2 separate regions of the Homo sapiens genome follow, and region 2 is linked to region 1. A link is a loop called in an ENCODE intact Hi-C map of the cell type or tissue named here. Cell type or tissue: PC-9. All regions are shown on one strand. Links, peaks and the distances in the headings refer to the core of each region. The heading gives the core; the rest is flanking DNA. Region 1 has its middle 160 kb from the start of LINC02521. Region 2 has its middle 90 kb from the start of LINC02521.

Region 1 (16,648 bases), core at 7,657-12,656:
GAAAGGTGAGCTTGCAGGGAGTTGTTTATCATCTCAAGGAATTAACTAACTGGCGGTGTGGTGGGGAGGAGTGGGGAGGAGCAGTCTCTCCAGGGTCAGCCTAGACCCTGGATGTGGAAGCACCAAAGTATAGAAAATAAAGGCACGGTTCATACGGCATGCAGCTGGCTCACGGATGGTGTGCCTGAGTGTGCAAAACGATCTCGTGTCAAGTGAGGTGGCTCAGGCTGCTGTCCTTGTCGCTGCAAGCCCTGCTTGGAGAATGAAAGCTCACTTGTTGTCAGGGTCCTCCATGCATCCCAGCACCCCTGGGTGGGACCAAGGGCATGCTCCACCTTCTATCACGAGGAACAATTAGTATTAACAAGACGGCGCCGCGGAATGCACTTCCTAAATTGTGGACAGTGTTAGCAAATTCCTAAAAGCACCCAACACCTCTTCAAGGAGGAAGGTGAAGCCTTGTTGTTTAGAGTTCACTTTTTCTTTGTAACATATTCTATTTCCGAGATCTTTCTTATACATTTTATTTAGCCAAGGCTGTTTGCCAAGGAGTTTGCATCCACCCCACTGCTATTTGAGGCCATGCTTGCTGTGAGTTTCTCCGATTCCTCTCCCTGCTTCACCCACTCCTTCTGAAAAACACAGCTAATTGATGGTCAATTTGGCCACAGAAGCCTAGTATTGGAATTGTTGGAATACAGGAGGATTTGTGGACTAGATTTTTTTTTCTTCTTCAAGAATGACAAGCTAACCCCAAATTATGGCAAGAATTCTTCAGGTTCAATAATTAAAAGCAAAAGGCAGTCCCCACGGAGAAAAAACAGTGTGGTCTGGAAGATATCTTTCAAATTGAAGCAGACTGTGTAACTCCCAAATATTATGGATACAAATTAGCTATATTTGATCACTGGATCTTATTTACCCTAATTGTCTTCATTTCTGTGGTTTCCTCATACATTGTGTTTACAGCACACTTGGTTTCCCAGCTCAGTGTCGGAGTCTGGGCTGCAGGGATGGTGAGATCGAGCTTCAGAGTTGAGAAGAGGGGAGGGTAGACAGAGAGAGAAAGGGGAGAGAGAGAGTGTGGGAGTCTGGGCTGCAGGGGTGGTGAGATCGAGCTTCAGAGTTGAGGAGAGGGGAGGGTAGACAGGGAGAGGAAGGGGAGAGAGAGAGAGTCGGAGTCTGGGCTGCAGGGGTGGTGAGATCCAGCTTCAGAGTTGAGGAGAGGGGAGGGTAGACAGAGAGAGGAAGGGGAGAGAGAGAGACAGAGAGAGGAGAATGGGAGACAGAGAGGGAAGGGAGGGAGGGAAGGGAGAGTATAAGAGAGAAACAGAGACACAGAGGAAGGGAATGAGAAAGGGAAGACAGAGACATAAGGACAGTGAGACACAGAGAAAGGGAGGGAGAAAGAGAGGGAGCGAGAGAGGGAGAGAGGGAGAGAGGGAGAGAGAGGGAGAGAGAGAGAGGGAGTGAGAGAGGGAGAGAGAGAGGGAGCCAGAGACAGAGAGAGGGAGAGAGGGAGAAAGGGAGAGAGAGAGAGGGAGAGAGAGAGGGAGCAAGGTGGGGGCGAGAGAGGGAGTGAGAGAGAGGGAGTGAGAGAGGGAGAGGGAGAGAGAGAGGGAGCGAGAGAGAGCCAGGGGGGCCTTTTTTGGGAGATATGCTTTTCCTCAAAGACACAGAAGTCTTACACATTCAGACCAAAGATACGCTAAAAGCCAGCACATTGTGTTATGTGAAATGTTTCGCTTGTCTCTTGGAATGATTGATGTGAACCTGAGAAGAATTTGAAATTTGAGCAGCCAAGCAACCAGGAATTAAGACCTTATCTAAAATTTAGGCAAAAAATCCAGACCACTGTAGTTAAGAAATCGGGTTAGAAATCTCCTGAGAAGTGACTTTCCCACAAGATTTCTGCTGCTTTCTAGTTCTGAATGGATGAGAAATATGACAAAAATGTACCATTGCTTTTAGTATCGCCTGTCCCTTTTTCTGGTTTGGGGTAAAAGTAGGAAACCAAGAGATGCAAACAAACGGATAAACAAGTGTCCCTCCAGGGAGTCACTCTGGTGTTTGGGACTGCACTGGTTTGGATTTCGGGAATGTCAAAGGGGTTCTCTTCTCCAAGCTTTCTTTTCTGTTCCCAGAACCTCAGCCTGCAGCGGATGTGGCACTATTGTCACAGTGGATGCGACGGTTGGGCACTTGCTCCCCTAGGGTGACTTGACTTAAACTTCTGGCTGGTTCAGAGGGAAAACAAGACTGGTGGTCTTGATGGACCCAGTTTTTGTGGGCATCTGTTTACGCGGCCCTTGCATGCATAGCCTGCCCTGCAGAGCTGGTGGGCATCCCAGCAAAGTCCCAGAGCAGAATGGAGGGATCCCAGTGGGTGCTGCGGGGAGGCTGGCAGTGGCCTTGCTGTACTCACCTTTGCCCACAGCTGGAAATTAGTGCTTCATGTGTGAGGAGCATGTGTTTTCACTTCCCCTGCACCAGGAGTCTCCACACACCTGGGCGTGCATTTATGCTGTGGGACGTGGGAGCAGTGGGGACCATGTGGACAGAGCCACACCTGTACCTGGGCAGGAAGCAGAGCGGGGAATGTGCTTGGGAGTCTGTGCATCCATGCATGTGTGCGTGCATGTGCGTGCATGTGTGCATGTCTGTGCATGCCTGTGGACGTGTGTGTGTGCATGTCTGTGCCTGCATGTGGACGTGTGTGTACGTGTGCATGTGTGTGTGCAAAATGGGGCTGTGGTGATCTACTCTGCTAGATTCTAGGGGTTATAATTGACTTCAGGATGGATCATGAGTAGCTGGTTGCATCTCTGACAAGCTGACCATCCTGCACTGATCCATGCAGGCTATTTCTATGACAAATTGGATTTGCTCCCAAACAGCCCATTCTTGGGGAAATGCACTGCATTTCTTCTTTTTTGGGTAAATGATACGGCCTCAGATGTGGACTGGCTCCTCACCTGGCTGAGCCGGGCGAAGATGCAGGAGGACACGCTCTTCCTGGGGTGGCTGTGCTGAGACCTGCCAGGCCCAGCTCACTCCAGCTACTTCCTCAGGATGGGAAGCCCAGGTGAAGGAGGCACATCGGGAAAGTTTTGGTCATTTTATCTCTTTCCAGAGTAAAGCTCCAATATTGTAGATTCAAGGAAGAATTTTGTTTCATTTCAGTTGTGGGTTTTTCTACCCAATATAGGTCAGCTGGATCTCACAAGCTATTGTGGCTTCTAAGGCATAGCCTGTCGATTCTAAGGAAATTTGTATTGTTCTCCTCCATCAGAGAAAGGGGAGAGTTTCTTGGGGGAGAGGAAGCAAGAATTGCTAAGACTGGTTAAGGAAATGTCTACTCCAGAGTTTAGCTCTCCCATGCCTTTGGGGGACAGAGAATTCTATAAAGATCATGAGGCTTCCCAGAGCTTTCCATCTTTTTAAATGAGGAATTTGTTAAAAATCATCCATAATTTAGTAATATGTTGCTTTAAGATGGCAATATTTTAAAATAAATAACTCCATAGTAATCAATAAGCCTTCTATTCTTTTAATTGTTATTTGCTAGAAGCTTTTGCTGGACTTGCTCCATGGATCACAATTTATTATTTGTTTGGTGTATGAAAATAGTCCATTAGAAATTGTGTTAGAGTTCACTTTATAGCTCAGTATCCAGGAACAGCAAGAAATCTATTCACCTCCCTGTCTTCAATGCTTGATTAGTTCCAGCATTTCAGGCTGATAGCACTTATTTGGTTCTTGCTTGTCTCCAACTTGCAGTAATATAATCTTTTATAAAACATGTATAAAGATATAAAACATATCTTTCAAAGTTTATCATTTATAGCCTATAGATTGAGCCATCATAAAACAAATGATTTATTTATGTTCATTAGTCTTAATTTTAGATGTGTTTCTGCCACTCCGAAGCTTATTCAACCAATTACCATAAATGAGTCTGTTCATTCATTTTCCATGAAATGCACAGGCCCAGCACATGTAACTGCTTTAACTACTTAGCTATTAATTACATACTAACTACATAAATATGGAAAATTATCATACATGTTTTATGTATCACCCCTGAGATGTGCATGTCGGTTTGAAATTGAGTGGAGTTATATCAAAATTACATTTCACTTCTATGAATTCAACCTTACGTGTTCTGCAAAAATAAAAAAAATGTTAAATGCTGTGGTTGATTACACACTCTCATGCTTCACTGTGTGTCCTGGAGTGAAGCAGGGCTGGGGGCTCTGCAGGTGCCGTGCCGCTCATCAGCCACAAGTGGCATAAACATCCACGCACTTATGGCATAAACATCCCATGCGCTGAGTGTGAGCCTAGGGCTTAAAGAGAAATGGCCTCTAAACCCAGGCAACACCTTCATTTGGTGTTCAACCATAGAAGCAGCCAACACTTCTACCAATGAAGGAAATGACGAAGGGCATGTCCACGTGGGGCATTCTGAGGATGGTTCAAGGTGATGCCCTATTTCCCTCTTATGTTCTGATATGAGAAGCTACCCTGTGGGTGAGCTGCAACTCCACTCAAAATTAATGACAGATGGGTGGCATATTCAGCGCAATTTGAATTTCCTCGTTTCTTTCTCATGTTTACCTCTCTGATGTTTCTGTGAATCCTCTCCTGAACTTTAGCCTGCACTCAGCACGTGCTCGTGGCCAGCTGAGCAAACCCAAGGCGAAGAGATGAGTGTGTTGGAAAGTCAGAACAAAAGAGTCGATAGGGCGTGTCAGTCTCAGCGTGGCTCCAGGCAGCACCTTCCCTTGGCAAAAGCTGTTTTTGAAACAGAAAATAATTCGGTTCTGATCCATGTGCAATGCTTACAGAAGCAACCTGTGCCTCAAAGGTCCTCTTTTTTAGGGTTTCTAAGGAGGCAACCATGTCCTAATTAAACACTAAGTAGGCCTAACCTGACCACTGCTTTTCAGTTATACTTTTAAAAGAGCCATTTTCTGAAAATATACCCTGCCCTGAATTGAGCTGAGAATGGATATTTATCATTAGCTATAGCTGATATGCTGTGAAGGTAATTGCCTTCAAAACCTGAAGCTCCTTTAGTCATGAACCAAATGTTAAAATATAGAGTGAATTTAAAAATTATAGAGTGAATTTGGGCATTTCCAAGCACACACGATAATAGGTTTCCTTTGGACTGAGTCATCTGAGTTGACTTTTTACGGAATAAAAATGTAAGCAATAAATGGAGACTTCCCAATTTTCTCTTTATTGGATTCAACAGTCATCTGAATCTGAAGTCCCATTTGCATCGCTGTTAACCAAAAGCTGCGCCAACTTCACCTGGCCCTGCAGATTCTGGTGTACTAGATCATGGTGGCACAGAGATCTGAGGTCGGGTGATGGTAGTAGTTAGGCTTTGTGTGAGCTGGACCCTTCCCCAGGTCTCCAGGAGAAGGTTTCCAGTTGTTGCTATGGCCTGGCTTGTGCGGCACCACTGGGAATGCTGCTCATGGAATAGGATGGCCTTTCCTCCCTTCCCATCTCCAGGCCATCCTGCCATTGTCTGGGGTGAGGTCCTGCTGTAGGCACCCCGGAAAAAAAGAGAAACTCACAGACAGAATGCATGACAGACATAAAATGTGCATCACAGAGCAAAGTGGAAAGATTTCCACAGCTTCCATGGCTGTGTGTCTGTGCATGGATCTCCACAGGTGCTCTACTCTCCTGCCAGTCAGGTGCTCCGGGCTGCCTGGAAATAGGCCATTGGCAAGCGTTCATTAGCCCTAAAACATGGGACAGCCTTTTCTCTCTGGTTATAAGCAGCTGGAATTCCCCATTTTGTGGACATTGCTGCCTCAGGGTTTATAAGCTAGTTACTTCACTGTACTATAAGACCTTGGCCAACGTTAGCAGTAGCTGTCCTCTAAGTGTCCTCCCCTAGTTCTCTTCCCTCCTAAGTTATGACAAGAGCTACGCATATCAGAGAAGGGACAAGAGCCTCTTTTCTCCTAACTCACATTCTCGCTCCATCCCAAGACTCATTACATACATCTGGGTTCCCTTTATAACAGCAAAAATTATGCCCCTGGACATCTATGTAGGAGGAGAATTCATACTTCATCTTAAGGTCATGGAGAAAAATCATGTAGGGGGTGTAAAGGGTTGAAAAGCAATGCCTCTCCCCGCCGCTGTCCAACCTCAAATTTATGTCTACTTGGAATCTGTGAATGTGGCCTTATTTGGAAACAGGGTCTTTGTAGACGTAATCAAGTTAAGATGAGGCCATACTGGAGTAGGGTGGCCTCTAAATCCTACATGACTAGTGTCCTTACAAGAGAAGAAAGCTTGGACGCGCGCACACACACACACACACACACACACACACACACACACAGAGAACACCATGTGAACACAGGCAGCCATCAGGGGATGCTTTGCAAGCCAAGGAATGCCCAGCATTGCTGCAGCATCAGGAGCCGAGAGAGAGGCCCAGCACAGAGGATCCCTCAGGGCCTCTGGAAGGAACAGACCAGCAAACACCTGGATCAAGACTTCTGGCCTCAAGAACAGTGAGAGGATACATTACCATTACTTTAAGCCACACAGTTTGAGGTGATTTGTTACGGCAGCCTTAGGGGTTAGAACTGTGAATAAATGTTAGTAGCTCTTATTAAATTATCTATACTATAAAATGAAACAATACTGCTAGACACTAGTTAGGGAAGTTATCGGTGGTATTTAATGTATCTTACATTGGTAGTAGTGGGGACTCCACAATTATTTCCCACTTCTCATTCCTTATTCGATGGAGACATTTCAGGATTTTCCTCTCCATCCATTCCAGTGAGATGCCTGTGTCATTATTTTCCTTTGTGGCCGATAATGCAAAGTAAGAGGTGTTTTTCTCCTGGGTCTGCTTGATGTGGAGCAACCCCCCTGGGGTCCCCCACTCCCCACACACAAGGCCGCACGCCCGAAGAGCAGGATGGTTTTCAGGTCTGGGTTAACCCTGCCCCTTGGATTGCTCTCAAATCCGCGCTGGAAATTGACACCACATCTCTGTTGTGTACTTTATCTCCATTTCTCTTCCCAAACCCCAGTCTCCTCTTTTCTGTCTGTCCTGAACAGCGCTGGCCAGGAGGGAACATGGGTCAGAAGGGCAGGCAGGGAGGAGCTGGTACAAATCACGGCACCAAGACCCTGGTTTTTGGTGTACTGATGCAAATTCTGCCAAAGAGTTTTCACCAGTCTGCCTGGGGGCCTAAAAACATCTTCATCAGGGCCTTAAACCAGAGCCTTTCATTGGTCCAGAATCCCAATAGGAGAGGTGCAACATGCATACACACTCAGGAAATGATCAAAAAGATAAGTCTACCCAGAATGAAAATTAATACAATCACTCCAGAAAACTATTTAGCAATCATCTCCTAAAGCTAAACATACACATTATCTAAGATTCAATGATCCAACATACATGCACACAGAAATGCATACACCATGTTCAGCAAAAGACACGTGTATGTTCACGGTGGCACCATTTTCATAGCCCCCGATGTGGAAACAACCTAAGCGTTCTTCTAGAGTAGAATGAATAAATGCTGTGATGTGTCCACAGTGAAAAACTGTGCGTCAATGAGAATGAACATATGCAACAGCCTAGATAAATGCCAAAACATAATCTAAAGCAAAAGGAGGTCGACACAAAAAGGTACATATAACACGGTTCCACTTACGTAACATTCAAAAACAGCACAAATGGGACGATGGCATTAAAAGTTTGTGTGAAAGCTACCACTGGAGGTGGAGTGGCTGGGGCCGGGAGGGAGCTTGGAGGATGCTGGTCATGCCTGTTTCTTGATCCCAGTGCTGCTGGCGTAAGTGTGCTTCCTTTTGGAAGATCCATCCAGGTGTTCAACTGTGGGTTGTGCATGTCTAGCAATATTCACGCAGGCCAGCGTTGTTCAATGTAGAGTGTAGACCGCCAAAGAACCATGAGATAGACCAAAGACTTTGATAAGAGCTTTCCAGAAAAGCCCCTCAGATGTGTACAATCCTAATGGGCCGCATTGGAGCATGCATTACAGCACAGATCCTTTCCTTTCTGCGGCCACAAACATCCCAAACCTCGGAACATTCTAGTACATGGCACGTGGCTCCAGGCTGTGCTTGGCCAGACCTCCCCATGAGACCCCGTGTTGAATCAGTCAAACGGTGAAACAAATTATAATAATTTGAGGGGATGGACAAAGTTGACAACAGGGTTTAGGGAAATGGCAGGTGATAGTAACACTGGATGAGGGCGGCCAGTGGTTACAGGAACATGAAAGGAGACAGTGCTGTGGCAAAGGCCAGCTGGAGAAGAACTGTCACCTTAGCTCAGGGGACAAAGCCCATCAGAAGCAACTCCTCAGGAAGGAAGCTGGGGAGCAAATACCCTGACCTCACTCTCTATCACCAAAGCCAACTGAAAGTCAGAGGACAGAAGCCCACTGGGGAGGCCCATGCCAGGATGGGGGAGATGCAGCGTGGACCTGTGGGAACCAGAACAGAGAACCCCTGGCGCAGATGCTGAGAGTACTGCGCGTGAGGCCACGGAGAGCTGCAGCCCTTGGCCAGGCCCTCTGTGCCCTAGCTTTGAAAGTCTTTCAAAGCCTTTGAAAAATAGGTTTGTGTTTGCCTAATTTATTACCTTTAAATGTTGTCTTAGAAATGTCTTGATTTCTGACATGGTCGAAAAAGGGTACTTAGATAAGAAAATGAATGAATTCCTTGCACAGGGTTACCCTGGAAGAAAAATGCAGCAAGATTTGCTTTTCTTTTTTCTGATACCTTTTTTCTTGAAGTTTGCTAAATACAAATGTGACAAAATCCAAAACATGCAAAGTAGGATCAGGAGCAGTGGCTCATGCTTGTAATCGCAGCACTTTGAGAGGCGGAGGCAGGAGGATCGCTTGAAGCCAGCAGTTCAAGACCAGCCTGGGCAACATAGGGAGACCCCCATCTCTACAAAAAATACAAAAAATTAGCCAAGCATGGTGGCATATGCCTACAGACCCAGCTACACAGGAGGCTGAGGTGGGATGATTGCTTGAGCCCAGGAGTTCGAGGCTGCAGTGAGCCATAATCGCACCACTGCACTCCAACCTGGGTGACGGAGTGAGACCCTGTCTCTAAAACAAAACAAGAACATCCTGCAAAGTAGAAGTTGTTGAACAGAAGCCAGGGGGTGGGTGAAGAGACGACACCTGAAGTCAAGACAGGAACTGGCAACAACGAATTCAAGGGCAGGAGCTGGGTTCTGGTATCTGCCTTCTCCCTAAAACCCGCATGCTGCCATCTCTCAAGTATAACACAGCCACTCCAAAGCCCCAGAATCTCCGTGCACATTAGAGGGCTTTTCCTTTATTTGCTTTGTACTTACCTGAGACTTAATGATGGAGAAGAGACAGGGAGAGCACATCTATGGTCATAGTTCATGTACATTTAAAACATGATTTATTTTGGTGGGGATGACATAGACTCAGAAATGTGCCCACAGGAGCAAACAGCTCAATGCATTCCACACTGTGGACACACCCAGCAGCCATTAGGCTGTGACGTTGTCTGGAGCCTTGGGTACACTTGGCTGACCAGTTAGGCGGAGTGTCATGGGAGGGGCTGCCTGAGCCGCCCTCTGTGAATCAGCCCAGGCTTCTTGTTCCTGGTGCACTGGGAAAATGATGGATCCTCCTAGGGAGAAAAATTATCCCAAAAAAGTGCTCGCATAGAGTTCTGGAAAGGAAAGAAAAACAAGATAGTTAAGTGGGATGGCATGAATTGAAGATGATACAGGTAGTGTTAGGCCATAGTTTATAGAAATAGTAGCATATGGCCGGGCGCAGTGCCTCACACTTGTAATCCCAGCACTTTGGGAGGCCAAGGAGGGCAGGTCACAAGGTCAGGAGATCGAGACCCTCCTGGCTAACATGGCGAAACCCTGTCTGTTCTAAAAATACAAAACATTAGCCAGGCATGGTGGCATGCACCGGTAGTCCCAGCTATTCAAGAGGCTGAGGCAGGAGAATCGCTTGAACCCAGGAGGCAGAGGTTGCAGTGAGCCAAGACGGCACCACTGCACTCCAGCCCAGGGTAACAGAGCGAGACTCCATCTTAAAAAAAAAAAAGAAAGAAAAAAGAAATAGTAGCATATCCAGCATTTCTGCCCAACCTCCTTTACTCATCTGGAAGAAGCAGGAACTGTTAACAATGTCACGAGTAAATGTAGTTAATTCTAAGGCATGACTTGCTTGAGAGCAGGAATGCTAACATCAGGGATGGTTGTAGTGTCAAAAGAAGATGTGTTTATAGAAACTTAATTGAACCTTTAGGCTGACAATGGGCTTAATAAAAATGGCCTCTTTTTGCTACTTTATCGCATGAAATCCAGTGAAATGAGTCAGAAGAAAAGTGACCTAATACATATTGCCACTCCATCAAATTCACTGTCACAGGAAGCTGTGGATTTAATGATACTGACCAGACTTTACAAGTATTGGGTTCTTTTGGTCCATTAATAATATTTAGTGTGTGTAGTAACCACAGATGATGGTGAGCCTGGAATAATGAGCCTTCAGGTCTTGGGGCTTATCCTGCTTTCTGGTTATGTTTTCCATATAGGATTACATAATTGGCTAGCAAATGTATAATGGTTTGGATGTAATAATGGCATAGTCTGACTTCCTAGCGGGCCTGACTTTCCGAAAACCAGATTCATCCAAAAACTTAAAAACCAAATAAATATTCCTTCAAGTGATTAGTGCATTCCAGTTGTCATCTGGCTTGTAATGACTGGTTTTCAGTGTTCAGTGATGGCCCGGGCATAAAATAAATCTCGCTCCGATCCTCCATGTCAGCACAGGCATTAAAGCCCATAAACCATCCTCTGCCTAGTCTGTCATTGCCACCACGTTCTGAGTACTAGCTAATATAAACCTGCCCTGCCGGCCCAGCAGCCACCAGACAGACATTTTATGGTTGCTGTTCCCTAAGCCAGATGAAAATGATTATAAACTACAAGGGCTCTTTTGATATGACCTATTAATAGCCGTGTTATTTTTTGATGAGGGTAGCAGGGAGCCTTGGCATGGAATGGGTGAAGAGTGGGCACTGTCTCCCACCTCCCAGGGTGATACCTGGGGTTGCCCCGTGTGTCGGCCCCCAGGACAACACTGTGCCTCCATCTCCCACACTGCTGCTGCTGGCCTCCTTCTGTCCCTCCACTGGGAAAGAATGTTCGACATTCAAGCTATTCCAAGCAGCATCCTTGATGTCTCGTTTCACGGGTCTGTTTCACACCGTGGTGAGCGCTAGCTGTAACTCTCATATCTCAGCTATTTGTCTTGGCAGCTCCTCCTGTTTTGCTAACTGGACAGAATCAGGCAGAGGCGGCCTCCCCTGCACACAAGGGAAGGGGTGACATCTGTCATCCTCTTCTGCCTGCGGGACGCCCACAGAGGCCTCTGGGTAGGGCCAGAGGGTGAATGTCCTTCATCTTTCTCTTTCTCCCTCTCTTAGCTGTAAGGAAAATGCTGAGGGAACGATTTTGCTCACAGCCTTTAGGGCAGACATTGAAGCAAAACAGATGAGGAGGATTGGCAGGGCTGACTCAGCAGTGGATACCTGGGAAGGAGACCCAGGGCTCCCACCTGCCACGCTGGCCACCCCTGGCATGAGTATGCACTTTGCACTCTCTCCAAGCCATGAAAGCACCTGCATGGGGGGTGGTGTGTTTTCCTCGTGCCCAAGTGCCATGGCACCCCAGGCACCACCCAACAGGGCAGGGGCATTAGCCCAGGCAAACCTTTCTCATAAGTTTAGATCTCCAGGCTCATCAAAATGGTTGAATACCTCCTGATGCCAAGGGAAGGAGAATGGGCCAGGGGAGGCAGAGCTTTAAGGTAGAATTTCTTCTGAATTAGGGATAACACTGACTATCAGGTTGCAGAGTTTATAGAGTAATGAAAGAGGATTCAGAATTCGGAGAATGAGTTCTAGTCACGTGTCAGGTGGGAGTATCCATCTCACTATTGGCTTCTGCTGAGGGAAGTAGGGATGAGAAATTGGCTTCATCCAAAGTTGGCTACCATATTTCTGTGACTCAGGGCTTGTGTCTGGCACTGGCCTTCAAGAAATGTTAGCTCAATTGGTCCCAGTTTGGTTTCTTTGTCGGCCTTTACTACAGATGTGCATAGTGGAACACATGTTCTTCTAAAAGTCCTCCAGGGTAAAGTCCTCCTGTTGTCCTTTGGACAAGTTTGAAACATCCTAAGCAAGACGATATTCCATGGATACCCCTTGCTGTGGCCCTCTCATGACTGTTGTGTCCACATGGTACTGGGGAGAGCTCAGCCTGTCCTTGGGCCAAGCAGGACGGAGTCAGTGACAACAAGGACAGGGCTGGAGTCGAAGAGAAGACAAAAAATAATGTGTCAGAGTGTAGAGCATTTGTCTCTGAGGACGGGGTCAGAACAGTCCATCCTTGGCATTCACATGACATGGTTAGAGATTTCGACCCAAATAGTTATCTCTGTGAAGGACAATGTCACCAAGGATCTTAACAAGTGGTCACTGAAAGCCAAGGAAAGGGTGTCACACTATGGGGAAATTAATTTATTCTGGAAAGGGTGTCATACTATGGGGAAATTGATTTATTCTGGAAAGGGTGTCACACTATGGGGAAATTAATTTATTCTGGAAAGGGTGTCATACAATGGGGAAATTGATTTATTCTGGAAAGGTTGTCTTACTATGGGGAAATTAATTGATTCTGGAAAGGGTGTCATACTATGGGGAAATTGATTTATTCTGGAAAGGCTGTCTTACTATGGGGAAATTAATTTTTAAAGAAGCCACAGAGAAATGACAAAATAGATCATGTGTAGGCACTTTTTGGCAGTGTTTTGGGGCTTTCCTTGCCTCTATAGGGACCTTTTCTCACCTGCTCCCTCGTGGGATGGTTTTGGAGCTGTTTCTCATTGGCTCAGATTCATTTGCCAAATGGACTCTTAGCTTCACTCCTCCACTCCTGCCCACAGGGTCTTGAGAAAGTTGTTTCACCTTATTGAGCCTCAGTTGAGTCGTCTGTGAATAGGAAGAATCTTGATTACCTCTTGGAGTTCCTGTTATACATAAGTGACAGAATATCTAGATAAAATGTGTGCAATTGAATTTTCTATTTTGCATCAGACTCTTTTTGTTTAGCAAAATAGGAAAATGTTGAACAAGAAAAACCTCTTTATTCCCCTCTGCCTCTTACATCGAAAACTCTTAATTTCTAGAGACAAACACTTCACAGTTTCCATTGTAGCATATTTCAGTGTCTTTCATCACGGACAGCCAGAAACTGTTATCTAGTTCATAAACCACGCACTTCCCTATTTGGCAGGAGTGAGCAAAGGGCCAGTTGCACCAAATAGGGATTTTATTGTTGCCTGGAGAGCGTGGCTTACATTTTGATGAGAGAAGACAAGGAACGTTTTGGAGCATGCTTCCCAGGCTCTGGAAGGACAGCACAGTAGAAGAGGGGCACCCCCAGCCCTGAACACATCACAAGTGTGTATCACAGATGTCCAGGGCCTTGGCCTGGTTCCATACAGGCACTGTCCAGGCAGCCAGCTGAGGCTCCATGCCAGGTCTCCACTTCCTCCTCCAGGCATGCTACCTCCTCATCCCTTTCAGCAGGGTCATTTAGGGCTGGTATGCTGGCTTCCCTGTGCAAGAATCGCCAATTTGCCACTCTTGTCACTTTTCCCTTGTCATGTTCTGTCTGTCTCTCACACACAGACACCTGCCCTACTGTTATTTAAAACATTGCTTTTGGCACTTTCCAGGCCAAGCTATAAATAAAGGGTGGACTGACCTTGTCAACTGTTAAATTGGAGCCGTGGTGCGTTGCCTAGAACATTGCGGATGACCCCGAGCAGCACAGCAGATCAACGGCTGAGAAAGAGCTCATTCAGCTCATCTAACTAGGATGCTGTCCTGCCAGAGCCCTGGGGGTTCTCGTCTCCTGGGGCAAAAGCAGCATGCAACCCTTATGAACCCATCTTGGAAGGCATTCGGGGAGCCCAAGACAAGACCATTGGGAGCCTCAGGGTCACTTGTGGGGGTCTCTGTGCTGGACGGCTGTACCTCTCATGAAATGGACAACTGACCATAAGAAGGAGGTAAGTTACGCATGGACGGGAAAATAAGAAGCTCCTACTTAGGGCTGTGATATGTGCGGTAACCATTTAACGTTAATAGCATCCATGTGAGACAGGTGCTAGTACTGCCCCATTTCATATTGGCGGACATTGAGGCACACAGACTGTATGACTTGCCCAAGGCTGCCCACCTGGTTAGGGGAGCTCCAGGATTCCAATCCAGTCCGAACTCAACACGAGGGGTGGCACCTACAGGCTGGGGTCAATCTGGAAGACTGCCTGTTGTATGGCCTGGCAACTAAAAATTGTTTTTTACATTTTTAAATGGTTGACAAAATTAAAATAAGAGAATATTTCATGACATCATCAAATTACACGAAATGCAAATTTCAGCATCTACAAATACAGTTTGATTGGGACACAGCCACCCTCATCCGTTTGCAGGCTATCCCTGGCTGCTTACAGGGTCCACATAGTCCATAAAGCCTGAGATATTTACTATCTGGCCTTTTACAGAAAAAGTCCCCAAACACTAATCTGAAATGTTTGCATCAGAACCCCTTGTGGGGCTTGTTAGAATGCAGCTCCCTGGTCCCACACCCAGTCTCTGATTCAGTAAGTCTGGAGCAGGGCCTGGGAATTTACATTTCAAAATAATTTCCCAGGTGATGCTCATACTGGTCCACAGACCACTTTGAGAGCCACTACCCTAAACCCCAGTGCTCTACTGCTTGTTGTCAGGATGGCTGGGTCAGGTGAGAAAGAAGCCTAGACATCCCTAGAGCCACCTGCTGTGCAGCCACCTTTTGAGAAAGTGTCCCCAGTGATCTTTTCCCAGGTTAGCCTTTGTGGCTTGGGCATCCAGCCTTTCAGAGATATGAAACCACACACGTCTTCAGAGTGAACAGCTGCTCACCCCGATGTGCTCAAGGGGTGCAGGATGTGGACACATCCTACTGAATGAGCCAGACAACGTAACTGGATCTGTCCAGAACACCACGATGGGTGACATTGCCATCTGCAGCAGTGCTGTACTTCCTCCCGCCAATTTGTAAAGTGCAGACAGGATGCTGGATCAACTGGCTGCTGCTGAGGCCAGTGACCTCTAGGGCGTATTCCCACGTTCCTTTGCAGTAGCTGCTCACCTTTGTAAGCATGTGAGTTATTCGTGCTGTCTGTTGTGATCCTAAGGAATCCAATGGTCAGGACCAGAACTTCTGAAGTACAGCCCAGCATTGCCGTCTGGCATCCCCAGAAAGCAGATTTTGAGATTGGCATGATGGCCGTTAAGCAGGGCGTTCTCTCTGGAGCAATGTCTAGCCGGGGTCGGAGTGGGGAGAGAGAGAGGGGGGCTGCTGAGAATATCACAGAGAGATGGCAGCCTTTCTGCAGCATAGGCCTAAGTGCACACTCACCTGGCTATCACTGAGAGGACTCTCTGTTCAACAGGGCCACTCAGGGCTTCCCCTGCATGGAGATCTGAGTGTCCAGGGAGGGGACGTGGTGAGCATTTCTCTGGTCAAAGTGTGCAAAGCAAAATCTGCCCCATTCCTGCCAAAGTGGTTGACATGGAGGAAAGGGGAGTGCCAGTTCTGTAGGCTGAGGTGGTGGCTGTTAGAACTGCTCCTAGGCTAGTTGGTGTTCTGGAAGGTTCCCCTCTATGTGAGATGAAAGAGCATATCTTTAAGAGCTGCAACTTTGAAGCTCTAATATAGAATGCTTTTGGTGGCAAGCATTACTTCGGAAAGGGCTTGAAGACCCCTGAAGATCCTTGGTGGCCTAGGCAGTTCCTTTATTGCCAGGGCTGTGCAGGACTAAGCTTCAACAGCGCCACCATGTGACAAGAAGCAATTGCAGTGGTGCATTGAGGGTTTTCTTTTGCACTGAGAACTCAAGTCCCACTTTCACCCTTGGACCTGGTAAATCTTTGGGGTTCATGGACAATTCTGAGGAGGAGATACTTAAGAGAGTGATGTTAGAATTTGATGTTTTGGTTTATTGTATCAGAAAATAAAAGAAATTGGATTTATAGCTCAGTTTGTGGTTCATATCAATTTAAATAGCTTTGAAATGCTGATAGGACCATCACGGTTTTTTGGTTGCTGAAATCCCATAACTAAAGCAATGCCTCAATAAGCTTTTAATCCACAGCCCCCATGCCCAGGTCTATAACAAAGTTTTTATATGCCTATGGGGAAAAACAATTATGAGGCAAACATTTATAAAGTTAAATTTATTACGTTTCTACTCCTATTTTTTATTCTGCTGGTGTATTGTTATATATTTTCCTACATATTTAAACATTTTCTTCCTCTTATAAAATGTTAGTGATTTTAAATGATGGTGTGTCCGGAATTGGTTCCTTCTGGTGGGTTCAGTCTTGCTGACTTCAAGAATGAAGCCACAGATGCTCACAGTGAGTGTTACAGCTCTTAAAGATGGTGTGTCCAAAGTTTGTTCCCTCAGATGTTCAGATGTCTCCA
Region 2 (16,648 bases), core at 3,825-8,824, 66 kb after region 1:
CCAAATTAGGTTGCTGCAGTCTGAGGCTTTGTAATTACTAATATCAGAGGGATGAGGAGGGTGCTCGGGTACTCTCTTTGGAAAGGGAATCAGGCTAGAAATCACCTAAGTCTCACTGCTACTCTATCTGTAACTCAGAGTCATTTGGGAGGATTCCTTGTTTCCTATGCAAGAGTTGCCGGCACCTGCAGGAGCACCTAGTGGACTCATGTGAGTGGCCTGCTGGCCTCTGAGGAGGAGACAAGCTGTGGTCTCGAGGGAACGAGCTGTGGTCTTGAAGGTCGAGAGGGACTTGACCTGCTCAGGTAAGAGTGAGGTAAGCTCAGGACTGAAGCAAAGCTGAGACCCTCTGGAGCTGGCGGTCCCCATGCTCTTGGAGAGTGAGTGAGCTTTGGCCGGGCAGGTGTGCAGACTGCCCAGGCCCCCACTGTGATGATGGCTCTGTGAGGAGCAGAAAGAGCTCCTCTCTCACCTGCCCTCTGAGCACCTGTCTGCTGAGTCCAGACTCTGTGGGGCACCCAGAAAGAGCCTGGGAGGGGACGTCACCAGTTTCCCTTAGCTTCCCTTATCTCAGCACTTAAGACTTAAGGGCAGTTCTCCTGGCCTATAGTTTACAAGATTTCTTTAATGAGTATTTTTTATATTAACAGCATTGCCAAAAATGCCTCAACCTCTTCTCTTTAATGTAATATTTATATTTAGTAAAGGCAGTCTAGTTTGTTTTTATAATACATTTGTGTATTTAAAATAATTAAATTGGGGAGTTTTAATTCAACGAGTACAGAATTTCATTGTGGGAAGGTGTAAGAGGCTTGGAGATGGACGGCAGTGATGGTTGTACAATGTGAAGGTACTTAATGCCACTGAACTGCTCACTTAAAAATGACTAAGTTGCTAAATTTCATGTTATGGATATTTTATCATAATGGTTAAAAGAAAAGATTTAAATAAGGGCATTGAGTCAGACCTAGACATAAATGTTTGCTCCATTAATTAAATTGCTTATACTTTCTTTTTTTTTTTGAGATGGAGTCTAGCTCTGTTGCCCAGGTTGGAGTGCAGTGGCGCGATCTCGGCTCGCTGCCACCTCAGCCTTCCAGGTTCAAGTGATTCTCCCGCCTCAGCCTCCTGAGTAACTGGAATTACAGGCGCCTGCCACCATGCCCAGCTAATTTTGTATTTTTAGTAGAGATGGGGCTTCACCATGTGGGTCAGGCTGGTCTCGAACTCCGGATCTAATGGTAACAACTAGGGGGAACTTAAGGCTAGTTTGTTCAGAGTCTTCTTGGTGTTGGTGTCCCTCTGTGACATTCCTTCCTGTCTTCAGGAGACGAGCGAGGGAGAAGGAGAAGGTCAGAGTGACCTTCCTAGGTCTCATGACGTGCTTCACGAAGAAGGGAATGGGAAAGGGAGAGTGGCCTTTCTGCTTCTGTTTTCTCAAGCGCCGAGATGCCATATTTTGGTGTAGCATGTTCTGAACCCTGTCACTGTCTAAAGTCAGACTCTCCATCTGGGCCCTGGATCCCATCTCTTGCTTACTCAAGGACATCAGTCCAGCATCCAAGGAGCCTCTTTTCCTACATCATCAAATCTTCCTGCCTTACTGGATAATTCATATAAGCAAGCAGACGTGCTGTTATTTCTTCTGGCAAGAGAGAAAAAAAAACCTCTCTGGACTGCAATTTTCATTCTATCTATGGTTCTACTTTGCTGTCTTTTGCAAGAAAATCTCTCAGAAATGCTGTCCACATTTGCTCTTTCCAATTCTTGTCCTCTCATTCTCTCTTAAGTTCTTCCAACTGGGCTTCCGATGCCATCATTCTACTAAGCCTATTCCCTTCGAGGTTACTAATGATGTCCACATGGCTACATCCAATGGCAAATTCCTGGGCTTATCAACTGACTCCTCCTCTGACCCATTGGCAACTTCCTCCTCTTTGACACTCTTTCTACCCTTGACTTCCAGAACACTCCAGGCTTTCTGCCTACTTTAACTGGCTACTATTTCTCCGTCTCTTTTGCAGGTTTCTTCTCCCCTTTGGGACACAACAGTTCAGTGTTCTGAACTGGTTACATTCACCCCTGGATGATCCGATGACTTAGGTCTATATGCTGACAATTCCCAGATGTCTGTCTAGCCCAGATCGTCCCACAACTCTAGACTCCTATATCTAACACCTCCACCTGAATTTCCAACAGACAGGTCCAATTTAGTACAACAAAAGCTGACCCCACAGAGAGTCATCCCCATCTAGTTAATTGGTGACTCCACCCTGCCAGTTGCTTGGTCCAAAAATGTTGATGTTATTCTTGACTCTCCCACCACATAATCCAGGAAGAAATCATTTTGACTCTGCCTTATCTTCAAAAATATGTCAGAATCTGATCACCTCTAACTATTTGCGCCACCAATATGGCTTTCTTTTCTGGACTACTACAGTCAGTTTTCCAGCTGGGGTCCCAGATGCCACCCCAGCCCCTAAAGTCCATTATGAACACAGCAGCCATAGCAACTCCTTGAAGATGGGGCTCACACTATGTCACTCCTGTCCTCTGTTCAAACACTGTTCTCAGTCCTTCAAAAGGTCTTCAAAGCCCTGACCCCACCCCACCACCTCTCTAACTCATGGAGGTCCAGTGGATGGCTCTCCTGCTATTCCTCATCATTCCCGGTACTCTCTAGCCTCAGGGCCTCTGCCTGGAATGTGCTTCTGCCCACAACCCATATTGATAACGCCTTTACCTCCTTCCAGGTTTTGATCATCCCTCACCTTCTCAATGAGACATGCATGGCCTACTCTATTTACAATCCTGCGACAACACACCTTTTCCACAGCACTGACTTTGGAGCATACTAAATACTTATTGTTAACCATCTGCCTCCCTCCTGCTAGAATGTAAGCTCCACAGGGCATTGGCTTCTGTCTGTTTTCATCATTGATGTTTCTTCTGCACAGAAACAAGGTCTGACACATAGTTAATTGTCTCAAGAATATTGGATAATGAATGAATGCGTAAAAACAGCTATCAATTTTTGGTCTCTTCTCATCTTTATGCATTCTCTCATTTTGCGATATTTCATATAATGTGATTTTACATATATGTTTTGATATTGTAATAACAGAACTTTTATTCTTATTAATTTAATGTGAAGATTATATACATATTATATTGATCAACTTTTTCTGAAAAGGGCCAGATAGCAAATATTTTAGGCTCTGAAGGTCATGTACTATTTATCATGTATGTGTGTGTGTGTGTGTGTGTGTGTGTGTGTGTGTGTATGATGTACTAAATTGGACCTGTCTGTTGGAAATTCATGTGGAGGTGATAGAGATAGGAGTCCAGAGTTATGGGAGGATCTGGGCTAGACAGAGACATTTAAGAATTGTCAGCCTATAGACCTACATCATCAGATCACCCAGAGATGAATGTAAATAGAAAGGAGGTAAGGACTGAGGACCAAGACTCAGAACACTGAACTGTTGTTTCCCAAAGGGGAGACAGAACCCTCAAAAAAAGACGGAGAAATAGTAGCCAGTTAAAGCAGGAAGAAAGCCTGGAGTGTTCTGGAAGTCAAGGGCAGAAAGAATGTCAAAGAGGAGGAAGTTGCCAATGGGTCAAAGGAGGAGTCAATTGACAGGACTGGGAATTTGCCATTGGATTTAACTGTGTGGATGTCATTGGTGACCTCAAAGAGTGATGGTGTCAGAAGAGAGATATATACATCTCCCAAGTCTTTACGTTCTTAGCTTGTAGCTGTTTACAAATACCTGCAGACTTATATATTATGATTAACATAATTAACCTCATCATTGCACGTATTATTTCCAGTATGTTACTATTACAAATTCTATTCAATTAATAAACTTTTGTCACTTGCCTTTACTTCCAGTTTTTCCTATTTCATTGTTTTCCTTATTATTTTCCCATTTTCTTTATTATTTCTTTTATTATTTAAGAAGTCAAAGAACTATTCCCATAACATGGCATAAATTTATTATTTGACCTTTTAAAATTGTTCTACTATTAATATTTTAATTCTAAAACAATACATGCTCATTATAGAGAATTTGGAAAACAAAAATTTAAAGAAGAAAATATAAATCACTAGTAGATACAATACTCAGGAGTAGCCATTATTTTGTGGGCTTTTTCCAGTGATTTTTTTTTCTAAGCACATGTATATGTTCTTTAAAAATAACAAAATTAGGATAATACTATATGTATATACAAGTATTCTTCTTGAAATTCTTTTCTTAGTCATGAAAGCATTTTCTAATATCATTAGAAAACATGTTTTTTTCAATAGTACCATTTAGATGGCTACATAATGTAACATTAACATTATATAACAATTTATTGCAATGCTTTTCTGGAGTTTCTGACTATTTTTAGGTTGGATTCCTGAAGAAGAATTGTGCTTGTTTAAGTCTCTTTTTTACAAATGCTCTTCTAGAGAGGATGGACCAATACTCGGTCGTTTGAGCAATATGAGGTGGGGCTGTTTCTCTGTGCATCCCTCACCGTCAAACTAGGGACAGTGACAATTCAATCACTCAGTCACTTCTCAACATCCTGACCTTGCTGGATACCTGCTATGTCTTCTCTGATCTTTTACCTGTAGCGCAGCTTTTAAGAGCCCATGTTGTAGAATTACACAAACATAGGTTTAAATCTTGATTCGGCTGCTTAGTAGTTAGTCTGACCTCGGCCAAGTATTTACAGTACTCCATTTCCTCACTTCTTAAATGTGGATGTGATATCTACTTCATGAGCTGCTGTGAGGATTAAATGACACAATACAAGTAAAGTGCTCAAAACAGTAGTTCCCCTAGAAAGTTAGCTTGCCTTAGATCTAACTCCTTCTATGAATTGTCTCTCTCTCCCTCTCTTTCTCTCTCTCTCTCTCTCACACACACACACACACACACACAGACTCACACACTTGTTTTCTTTTTTTGAGACAGGATCTCACTTTGTCACCCAGGCCGGAGTGCAGTGATGCAGTCATGGCTCACTGTGGCCTTAACCTCCCAGGCTCAAGCGATCCTCTCACCTCAGCCTCCTGAGTGGCTGAGACCATGGGTCCGCGCCACCATGCCTGGCTATTTTTTGTAGAGACAGGGTCTTGGCATGTTGCCCAGGCTGGTCTCAAATTCCTGGGCTCAAGAGATTTGCTTGTCTCAGCCTCCCAATGTGCTGTGATTACAGGCATGAACCACCACACCCGGCCCACTTTTTAAAAAAATGTCAGACTTCTTTTATGACTTTTCTGGGCTCTTGAAATTTTCAGTTAAAAATTGTTTTGTTACTTCCAGAGAAAAACGTTTCCTTTTGCCATTAGTCTTCGGGTTTACCTGGTTGACCCTTGATGACAATCAGAAATTTATTTAAGATAATTTTATTGGTAGTTTTGATTTGTAAAGGAGAACTTCAGAGTTGCTGCTCACATGGGCCCTGCCCAGTGGTCTGCTACTTGGCAGGGCAGCCAAAGCATTTACACCTCCTGCAAAGCTTCAACCCCTTCCAGAGGAGCCGATGTCTAAGCTGAGAGGCAACTAGCGAGGTAGACAGGACTGAGAAGGCCATTCCCAAAGAGAGAGGAGGCAAACCAGAGGGAGATGGGGGAAGGTTGCAGCCAAGCTGCTGGGAGCTACAGCCCTGCCAATCTGCTAACCCGAAACTCCCAAGCGGGAGTCATGAGGACTATAGTGGGCAATTAGAACTCACATCATCACATAGCTCTGGTAGAGCACTAACTTCTGCCCATCTCCCTTTCTTTTTATTGAACTCCTTCAAATATGTTGTGACTAGAGCTTCTAAAGTGGAGACCGTTTTTCTGTCCTGTGTGTTTCTCGAGTTGAATGTGTCTCTCGGCTATCCGGGTGGGTAGGGGCATAAGCCAGTGACATACGATGAACCTACTTGACCTTCATGCTAAGATCCCTCTGACACTAGTTGAACAGTTAAACTTGCTGAACTGGTTCTCCCCAAATTCCTATGTTAAAGTCCTAAACCCCAGTACTTAAGAACGTGGCTGTATTTGGAAATGGGTTTTTTAAGAGGTAATTAAATTAAAACAAGGTCATTAGGGTGGGTCCTAACCCAATCTGACTGGTGCCCTTATCAGAAGAGGACATGAGGACGCAGACATGCAGAGAGGGAAGACCATGTGGGGACACAGGGAGAAGCCAACCCTCCACCAGCCCAGGAGAGAGGCCTCAGGGGAAACCAACCCTGACGACCCCTTGATCTCAGACTCACAGCCCCAAAGACTGTGAGGAGACCAGTCTCTGTTGTTCAAGTCTCTCAGTCTGTGGTGCTTGTTACACTTTCCCAGCTGCCATACTCTCTCCCACCTGGATCCCTGCAACAGCATACACCTGGTGTCTCAGTGCTCACTTTGCTGCTGAGAAATAAAGATAAAATCCTAAGCCCCTCAACCAACTGAGCAGACACTCTCTTGGCCAGGGGAACCCTAGAGAAACTGTAAAAACTGAGTTCATGGCCATGATGGATAGAAGGTCAGACACGCCTTGCTATACCCGCTCCCTTGCTAACCGCCACTAGGTTTTCTTCCTCAATGGTTAAACAGAAACCAGCTGTTTTGAAAGACTAGCTCCATTGCTGATTTTGAAGAATCTCCTGACTTCTGCCCCTCCCTTTTGTGGTTTCAACACAACTGCGTTCCTTCCTGATAAGAAACCACCAACCACAGAGTGGTTCTGCTGAGTCTATGGAGATTGCATACTAAGGGTTTTCCTGTCCTCCACTTCACCTTCTGATCTCAGAGGGCCAAACACTCCACTCTCAGGTTATGCTAGCACTGTCATTTTTTTGTACATGCCACCCATGAAGAGGCATGAAGCTCAATTGCACATGTGCACGTTTCTCCATTCGTGCCTCCTTCTGTAGCTTACTGAATATGTGCATTTGGTCACCTGGTTCAGCATAAATCCCTTTTACATTCTTCCCACCTTCTAAGTGTCTGTTTCTAGCTTCTGGCCAGAGGCTACGCTTCCCAACCTGTCAGAATGGCTACCCTGCAGGATGCAACCCTGTATGAGAAATCTCTCCTTTCCAAAAATATGAACCTCATTATTCAGTTAACACTGCCCAGCAGGCAGTGTGGATCTCAACACATCACTTCAACCCTTCTTTGGCTCTTCAGATAAACCCTCTGGTCTTCACCACAGCCCTCCAGGCTCCTGCTCCAAGTTCCTTTTGTGCCTTTTTTCTCTTTTTCCTTCATGCCTCTGTCTGTTCCTCTAATGCTTTTTTTTCCCTGCCCCTGAGGACCTTGGTTTGCACCAGCCCCTCTACCCAGACAGCTCTCTGTCCCGTAGCCACCTGTGCATTACTTTCCACTGCACATCAAACATCCCTTCCTCAGAGAGGCTTCTCTAGTTATGTGACCGTATAACTCCTTGGATGTCTATTTCATGGGAGGTAACATATTTGCAATTACTATAAGTAATAATTTGAGAAATTAATCATCCCACCTTTGCTTCCCTATAGCTCTGCACTGTCCTGTAGGACACCGGGCACTGCTGGAAGCATTCCATAGTCTGTGCTGTCTAACACAGTAACCATTAGCCCCATGTGGCTATTGAGTACTTGAAATGTGGCTAGCATGGTGTATTAGTCTGTTCTCACGCTGCTAATAAAGACATACGAGAGACTGGGTAATTTATAAAGGAAAGAATTTTAACTGACTCACAGTTCCACATGGCTGGGGAAGCCTCACAATCATGGCAGACAGCAAATGAAGAGCAAAGTTATGTCTTACATGGTAGCAGGCAAGAGAGTTTGTACAGGGGAACTCCCACTTATAAAACCATCAGATTTCTTGAGACTTATTTATTACCACAAGAATAGTATGGGGGAAACTGCCCCATGGTTCAATTATCTCTACCTGACCCTACCTTTGACACATGGGGATTATTACAATTCAAGGTGAGATCTGGGTGGGGACACAGCCAAACCATATCACACAGCATGTGATTTTTATTAATTTAAATTTAAATTCAAGTAGCTACATGTGGCTGGCAGCCACCTGGTTGGCCACACAGCTATGGGCTGCCCGCTCTGCACAAGCAGGTGCCAGTCTCTGTTGCTGCCCATGGTGGCTCCCACATGGGCATTTAAATATCTGTGAATAAATAAGTGAGTTTAACTAATTTAAATTTAACTAAAGAGGTTATGTATTTGAAACCAAATGTCCCATATAAAGAATATTGCTGGTATCACATTCTCAGCAGGACAAACTCTGCCATTATTCTCGTTGCTTTTTTCCCTTTACCAGCAAAATTTGGGTTGACGATGAGAACTTTTTTGGGAGGTACTATGTAATGCCTCACTTGATTAAAATGGACTGATTTTCCACATGACGACTAGATAGGATTGCATATGCCAATCGATTTTAGAAAATAAGATCAAGAATATAATATAGACCAGGACCAAATGAAAATTAAAAAGCAGCAAGTAAAAAGCTAATAAAATTCTTCAAAGAAGCAGGCAAATATTCTTAGCTTAAATCAAAGATGGATAAAACAAAAGTTTTGAGCTTTTAGACTAACTGAATCCCAGGATCTAGAGAGAACTTTAAGCATAGAGCTTGCTCAGGTGTAAGACTGAGTACCCCCCAGGAGAATGCAGTACATCTTCTCTATAAACACAGAGCTGGCCAGACGCATTGGCTCACACCTGTAATCCTAGCACTTTGGGAGGCCAAGAAGAGGAGATCACCTGAGGTCAGGAGTTCAAGACCAGCCTGGCCAACATTCTGAAACCCCGTCTCTACTAAAAATAAAAAAATTAGCCAGGTGTGGTGGCAAGTGCCTGTAGTCCCAGCTACTCGGGAGGCTGCAGCAGGAGAATTTCTTGAACCCGGGAGGCGGAGGTTGCAGTGAGCCGAGATGGCGCCACTGCACTCTAGCCTGGGCAATGGAGTGAGACTCTGTCTCAAAAAAAAAAAAAAAGCAAAAAATAAATAAATAAACCCACAGAGCTAACTCCTAATTAGCATTACCAGATAAAATTCATGACAGTTAAATTTGGATTTCAGATAAGAATGAATAACTTTTTATAGCTTATAATAAGCTATTCATTCTTTATCTGAAATCTACATTTAACTATATTTCCTGTTTTGAGATTTTTTTTTGCTAATTCTTGCAGGCATATTTAGAATACATGGGAATAAAACAGCCACAGAAGATGAAAGTGTGCCAAGTCAGAATATACATAACTTAAAATTTAATGCGAAGGAAGTGACTGAAACTTTTCCCTCATTCTTGTATCTCTCTCTCTCTCTTTTTTTTTTTCCTCTTGATCATGTTCCCAAAAAGCTAGACCAAGTTTTGGCATCTTTTAGGGTTTTATTCCTGTACTGCATGATGACTTTTTTGATGCTGAGAGTTTATGAGCTTTATCAAGCAGGAGAAAGAAGGCAATAGTCATTGTATATGAGCTCCTAGGAACGAGAACTTTGTCATAATAAATTCTATAGCCTCAGGGCCTAGCACAGTGCCTCGCCCAGAACTGGTAAGCAACTGAGGTTGGCCGTTCCTGTAGATACATCGCAATTCTGTTTGCAGTAGGGATAGAGAGGGATAGAATTGTCACCGATGTGCACACATGTGATTCCTCTTCTTATTCCCATTGTTTTTCACAGCACCTCAAATATAAGAGAATCTCAATATATGCTCATTGAACTGAACTCAGCTGATTTAAGACCATGAGATTCCTTCTTATTAGGGTAGATGTTTCTTGAGAAACATTTTTATTATTTAGCATGTTGTGGAAATTCAGATCTGCTAAACACCTCAAAACCATGATTATTATTTGATTACTTTTTATTCCTTTGGGCTTCTTGTTCATGGCACACAATGCTCTCTGGTGTGACAGATCTTGGCCTTAGTAATTCCAAACCTCAGCACTCTCTCATCTTCCTGCCCCAGTGCAATTACATGAGTGCTTGGGAGCTGGCTGAGTCAGGAAAGTGGATGTAAGTGAAGCAGACAACGTAGAAATGAACAAAGCGACATCTGGAGAGGACCACAGCCAGGACTCAAATCTAGCCTGTCTCCAGCTCACCTCCTCCCTCCTCGATCACCACCCCCTCCAAATCTGCACGTGATCGATCATAGAACTATTCACATGGGTCAGGTCGTGCTATCCCTGCTCAGCCTCAAGCCCCTCCAGGTAGGCAGCACCAAAGCATATTTATGGTCATTTTTCCAAGCACTGTGGCTATATTTGTGTCTGGCCTATATCCCTTGAAAATGATCCTATGCGTAAACTCTTAAATAATCTTTTAAAAATCTCTAACCTCTTTGAATTTTCTACACCAAGTTCACATAGGAATTCCAGCTTGGCCATGGCCACTTTAATTAAGTTAGATAGAAAGAAAATGAAAACACTAGTCGTCCAGGTGGTAGCATGTGTGGGTTTAAGGTATGCACACACTTTCCTGAATTTCTAAGATAGATTTGTGTGGTTTTAATCAAAAGTATAAGCTTCCAGGATAATGCTAAGAGATGGTCCATTGAACTGCATTCTTAAACTATGAAAGCCTTCCAATCATCCTACAATCCCTATATTGTAAAATTTTATGTCTCAACTATATTTAATTTTCCGTCACCCAAACTCTTGGCTGGACTTCCACATTTTCTCAATAATGACTTCTCTTTCTTGGCTAGTCATGTTACATTTAGCAAAAGCTGGGACGCTGATCACCTCTGCCCCCGTTCCCCTCTAATGGGTCATTTCTGATGCTGTCTTGGACTTCTTTCATCACATTGTAGGTCTCTGCATCACTCTGCTCCACGTTCGTGAGAAACTGCTTATTTGGAAATCCGTCCAAGCAGCCCCATCAGATCTTTTACATCAACTCGCCTAAATCTGCAATCCACACCATTGGGTGCAGGAAAGAGGCCTTCATGTTCTTGCCTGACCACGGGGGAGCAGAGTGTGGTATCTATTAAAACGTTTGTTCAGATGCCTCACAGTGCTGGAATATCTTACAAAGGGGTACAAACACTGCTTGTTCACAAAGAGTGTGTGGCTTCAGTGGAAAGAGAGGTCTAGCTCTCCTTCTGTCTCACACCAAACACACTACGGTCTTCTTGAGTCTTGTGCAATGATTACATGATTACACTGAGCAGGAAGAAGTGGGGGTGAAGACAGAGCAGGAGGATTTTCAGGCTCTCCCAGTGAACAAACCACAGAGCGCTATTCTAGGGACTGTTACTCTAGCAGAATGGAAATGTGCTATGGAGCTTCCGTCTCACACTTGGGGCTTGGAGGTGTGATCTGGTCTCTTAACTCCCCCACGTTGACTCTCACAGGTCCTCCTGAAACTGCCTTTGCAAAATTATGACAGTAGGAGAACTCTGACATAGCTAACTTCATTTGGCTTCTTAGCTCTAAGTTCTCCTTCTTCATTGCTGGGCATAGGCCAAGCTAACTTTGGGAGGAATTTAGTTTATAGTTTAACCTTAAAGCAAGGATGATAACAGCCTTTTGCAAAGCTATGCATTCCTTGTTTAGATACCAAATTGCCTTTGAAAAACTAATGAAAGGCTACAAGATTAGGGAGGGGTCCGAACTCTGCTAAGATGTAGGCGTAGTTGAAGGATAACCAGCCATTATTCCAGTGGTCATAAGATCTGAAACCTCCCCAACTGCTCCTATTGTAAAACCTAAGATTGGTGTTTGAGGCATTTTTCAAACTCTGCATTCTGATGGATCAGCTGGCACCCCCCAGACTGCTAGTTCATCTGGTCTTTTGGCCCCTACCCAGGAACTGGGTCAGCACAAGAAGACAGCTTCAACCCCCTGTGATTTAATTCCTGACCCAGCCAATCAGCATTCCTCATTCCCTAGCCCCTCACCCATCAAACTATCCTTAAAAAACCCTATCCTCCAAATGTTCGGAGAAGCTGGTTTGAGTAATAACAAACTGCTGTGCTTCCACATAGCTGGCTCTGCATGTATTAAACTCTTTCTCTATTGCAAAGACCTGCTGTTTTCAGTGCACCAGCTTTTGTGGGTGGTGGGCAAGATGAACCTGTCAGGTGATTACACTCCTGTGTCACACTCAAAGCCATATTCATGCTGAAACAGTCTCACTTTGGGCCTTGGATATGCCTTTTCCTCTAACTAAAACATCTTTGTTCCTCCTACACATTGTGTGGCTCCATTCCTATTCAACCTTCAAGTCTCAGTTTTGCTGTTGCTCTGGTGGAAATCCTTCCTGTAAACTTCGAGTCTGGGTCTGGTTCCTCTCAGTGCTCTGGGCTTACTTCTACTATGCTTTGACAGGCAATTTTGAAGAAGTCTGTTTGTCTATCCACCCTGTGAGCACTCTCCCTGTCTGTACCACACACACACGTACACATTTAGACCCACATACTTTGGAACAGACATGCTTATTTAGATACATACATACTAGCACACATATACACACAGGCTATGAGTATCTTCAGGACCACAACAATATTCACTGTTCAATGTTCACCAAGATCCTTGATCACAGTAAGTGGTCAATAAATAGTTGCTGAATAAATGTTAAATGAGGAATGATGTGCCAGACTATGCACTTCTTATGGTCCACTGCTGTTAAACATTTGATCAGGAATTTTCCATTTTTTTTTATTCTAGCTGAGAATCCACTGATAACAATTGGGGCTTTGAAGTCCAATTACTTCTCCCAGTTCCCAAAATACACCCAATCAGATAAAGTTTGAGCTGTCAAGAGCAAGGCAATGTCATCCTCTGAATAGTTTCTATCAGAGACTCAAGCAAATGAAAACAGTTCCTACTCTTGAGCAAACACTGTTTGCATTGAGAGTGGGCTAACAAGAGCATAGATAGATTAGCATATACCAACAAGGGAAGCATCATAATAATGTTAACTGTCCAAGATCAACCCACAATACAGATATATGCAACAAAATAAAATAAAATAGCATCATGAACCACATGCAGCAACAAAGACTGAGAAATTTCAACCTCATGAAAAATATAAGTGCAGAAAAAATATATGCATATATGCATACACATGTGTAGATAGATAAGACAGACAGATAGATGTATGGATGGAAAATCTAAAACATAAAGGGGGAAGCCAGACTGTTGTTTTTACTTCTTAAGGCTGACGATTAGATGAGCAAATTTGCCCTATACTGTACTACGTTTTGTTCCGTGAAGGGTAGGGAGTGAGAGGCATTGGGTGAGGTCAGAGATAAAAGCTATACAGAGAATTTGAGTAAGGAAGACAGGTCAAACAGCTCATTCTAGCACTGCGTGCTGGGAAAGGCTTGGTCGCGGGTGTGGGTAGGAAAAGGGATGAAGGCAGCCTGGAGTAAATAGAGAACTAAGCTGATATTAAGACAGGGAAGAGACAGGGGTCAGCGTGAACCACCTGCCCCATCCCTACATATGGCCCAAGCCTTAACCTCAAGAAACCTGCAGTGAAGTGCCTCGGTGCTTTCTAGAATAGGAATTGCAATTCTTTTATTTTCCACAGCCACCAAGACTGTGCCTCAGGACCCAGTACACATTGTGCAAAACAATGATGATGATAATATCACCTGACATTTATATTGTACTTTGCAAAGCAATTTCACACTTCATATCTCACTTGGCCTGTATGTTTGAAGAGATGCTGCTTCCACGCCCCACCTGCAAGGCTTTGGGCTGCCAGGACATCCTTATTCGCTGCAATTCCCACCTCCGAGGCCTTTTTGTAATGTGCTAGACTCACAGGGGCCTTAACAGTGACTCAATCATGCATGGCCTTCCAAAGGCTATATCCCATCACACACCTCAAAGAGTTCCCTGGGGCATATTATCTGGCTGTAAAAGAAGATTTCTTTATTTTCAATAGTTCAGAATTTCCTTCCAATGCTCGTGTTTCTCTCTATGAGATAAATCTAAAGACCCCGGTGACTCAGTGTGGCCCATGGACCGGCAGCATCAGCATCACCTGATCTTGTTAAAACTCAGACTTTCAGGGCCACCCAGCCCTCCCAGGATCTGCATTTTAACAGATCCCCCATGGTCCCAGGGGATTCCTGGGCACACTGAAGGCTGAAAAGCTCTGCTATAATGGCTGCACATACCTAAAAAATGTTGAGTACACAGAGGGAAAATTCTTATGATTTTGCTGATAAATGCAGTATTCATTACAAGCCTTCATCCCGTATATCCTGTTAGCTTTGCTAGGTTACTGAATACTCACTCACTGATATTCTTGATACTTTTAAACACATAGTGAGTTGGGGAGAGTCAGTATCTGGACCTCAAGGAGTGTCCAGAAGTGGGAGTTTTAGGAAAAATCACAGACTACTTTTGCATATTGTTTGAGATAAATACTTAAATCCTGGGTGATCTTGATTAATCTAGTGTTAAAATATCTAGAATTATAACATGTACTCAATGAAAGCCGCTTTATTTTAAACATCCAGAAGACTAGAGATTAGGATGTTCTCTGGTCCACATAGGTTTCACATGATTTATAAATAGACAGAAAGGCCATTGTTTTTATTTGTCAGGGTACATTAAAGTCTACCAAAAGAATTAGGAGGGGGCAGGTGGGCGTGGTGGCTCACGCCTGTAATCCCAGCACTTTGGGAGGTCGAGGCGGGTGGATCACCTGAGGTCAGGAGTTCAGGACCAGCCTGGCCAACATGGTGAAACCCTGTCTCTACTAAAAATTAAAAAATTAGTTGGCCATGGTGGCATGTGCCTGAAATCCTAGCTACTTGGAAGGCTGACGCAGGAGAATAGCTTGAACCTGGGAGGCCGAGGTTGCAGTGAGCCAAGATCGCACCACTACACTCCAGCCTGGGTGGCAGAGCCAGACTCCGTCTGAAAAAAAGAATTAGGAGGGGAGTACTTGAATATCAAGTAACTGATAGAGTAGAAATTCATAATGGCAAAGTTTGAAGTATCCAATGGGGTAATCAAAAAATATTGCCTTCTCCTCTCTACATAATAGACAGTAATTATTAATGGTGGTCAAACCAAGCAGTCTACACAATAGGAAAACACTGATGCCTTGCCTGAAGGTAGAGATTGTTCATTACTCTTCTTTTCCATATCCAAGGTCCTAGCACAGTATTGGACACACAGAACATGATTGTTAAATACTTTTTGAAGTCAAGAACTCAAAGGTCATCTTTCGGAGAGTTTTGCTAATCTGTTCAGGATGAGAAGAACTGACATATTTGAGAAATATTTAGCTGGACATAGCTTCCAAAAGAAAAGAAGCCTCAAACCATGGCCCTAATCTCTTCTCCCATGCCCATCATACTGAGTTTCTAAATATAAAATACCTGAAAACATGCCCAAAAGTGCAGCAGATCAAGAAGCATTTGCTGGGTCAGTGAACACGTGAATTGATTGCTTCAAGTCCTCCACTTGCCTTCCTTGTGGAGTCTCGTTGTCACGGCTCTGGGATGGTTACAGACACAATGCTTAGTCCAGCAGAAGCTACAGCCAAAAGAAGGGCTATACAAAGATAAGCCAAGTGTTGAAAAAATAAGTTCTTATTCTACACAGATTTATTGCTGAGTCAGAACAGAACTTACATTTCTTAATTTTATCTATTTATTTATTTACTTATTTTAGAGACAAGGTCTTACTATGTTTCCCAGGCTAGACTTGTACTCTGAGGCTCAAGTGATCCTCCTGTTTCAGCCTCCCAAGTAACTGGGACTACAGGTGCATGCCACCATGCTCCACTAGAACTCACATCTTTGGAAAAAACTTTCTTGATAAAAACAACAAACTGTCTTTTCAATTATAATATATAATTATTGTAGAAAATACAGCAAAGCATAAGAAGAAATTAAATTTCCTCATACCTATCACTGGGAGATAGCCATGAGTATTATTTGAAGATATTTTCTATTTTTTTTTTTTTTTTTTTTGAGGCAGGGCCTCAGTTTGTTACCCAGTGGCGTGATCTCGGCTCACTGCAACCTCCACCTCCTGGGTTCAAGGGATTCTCGTGCCTCAGCCTCCCAAGTAGCTGGGATTACAGGTGCACGCCACCATGCGTGGCTCATTTTTTTGTATTTTTAGTAGAGACGGGGTTCCACCATGTTGGCCAGGCTGGTCTTGAACTCCTGACCTCAAATGATCTGCCTGCCTTGGCCTCCCAAAGTGCTGGGATTACAGGCATGAGTTACCACGCCCAGCCTTGGACATACTTTCACTTGATCTTTTTTTTCCTGTGCACATATACATTTATAAAATCGAAAGCATTGCATTCCTGATTTTGTGTTTTACCTTTTTCATCAAATACTGTAGCACAAAGTATTTACCATATTAATAAACATTCTCTGAAAATACCATACCGATGACTACACGTATGCACATACACATATAAAATATATATAAACATTCTTCTATTGTTGCTATTCTAAACAACACTCTGATAACTCTCCTTGAATGTAAATCTTGTCCACATTCTGATTATTTTCTTGGGGTAGTTCCCTAGAACACAGAAAAGGCTTTCAAAAGAACAGCAGGACACACGTGCCTTCAAGTTAAGCTAGAGAAAAGCCATGGTTGGGTATCATCTCAGCCCACCTCCGAGGCGCGTGATCCCTTCAGAGACTCGGGCCTCCCCGGG

Evidence for each region. Hi-C counts contacts between places; a loop is a spot of excess contacts. Peaks named below come from ENCODE experiments on the same cell type or tissue, not always from the same donor. Only the 100,000 strongest peaks of a DNase experiment are listed, where the experiment ranks them.
Region 2: a loop joins it to region 1, with 5 times the contacts of the local background. A loop is called at or near these places in 2 of 110 quality-filtered maps.

The regions. Positions count from the first base shown.
Region 1 is chr6:2,466,984-2,483,631 of GRCh38, forward strand. No RefSeq gene overlaps it. Among named protein-coding and RNA genes, the nearest start is that of LINC02521, 160 kb to the right of the region's middle. In PC-9, for the core only: no CTCF peak of the experiment used is centred there; a DNase peak (open chromatin) is centred at 9,578.
Region 2 is chr6:2,536,335-2,552,982 of GRCh38, forward strand. No RefSeq gene overlaps it. Among named protein-coding and RNA genes, the nearest start is that of LINC02521, 90 kb to the right of the region's middle. RefSeq lists a silencer at 6,639-6,728. In PC-9, for the core only: no CTCF peak of the experiment used is centred there; DNase peaks (open chromatin) are centred at 5,957 and 6,677; H3K27ac peaks cover 1,243 bases.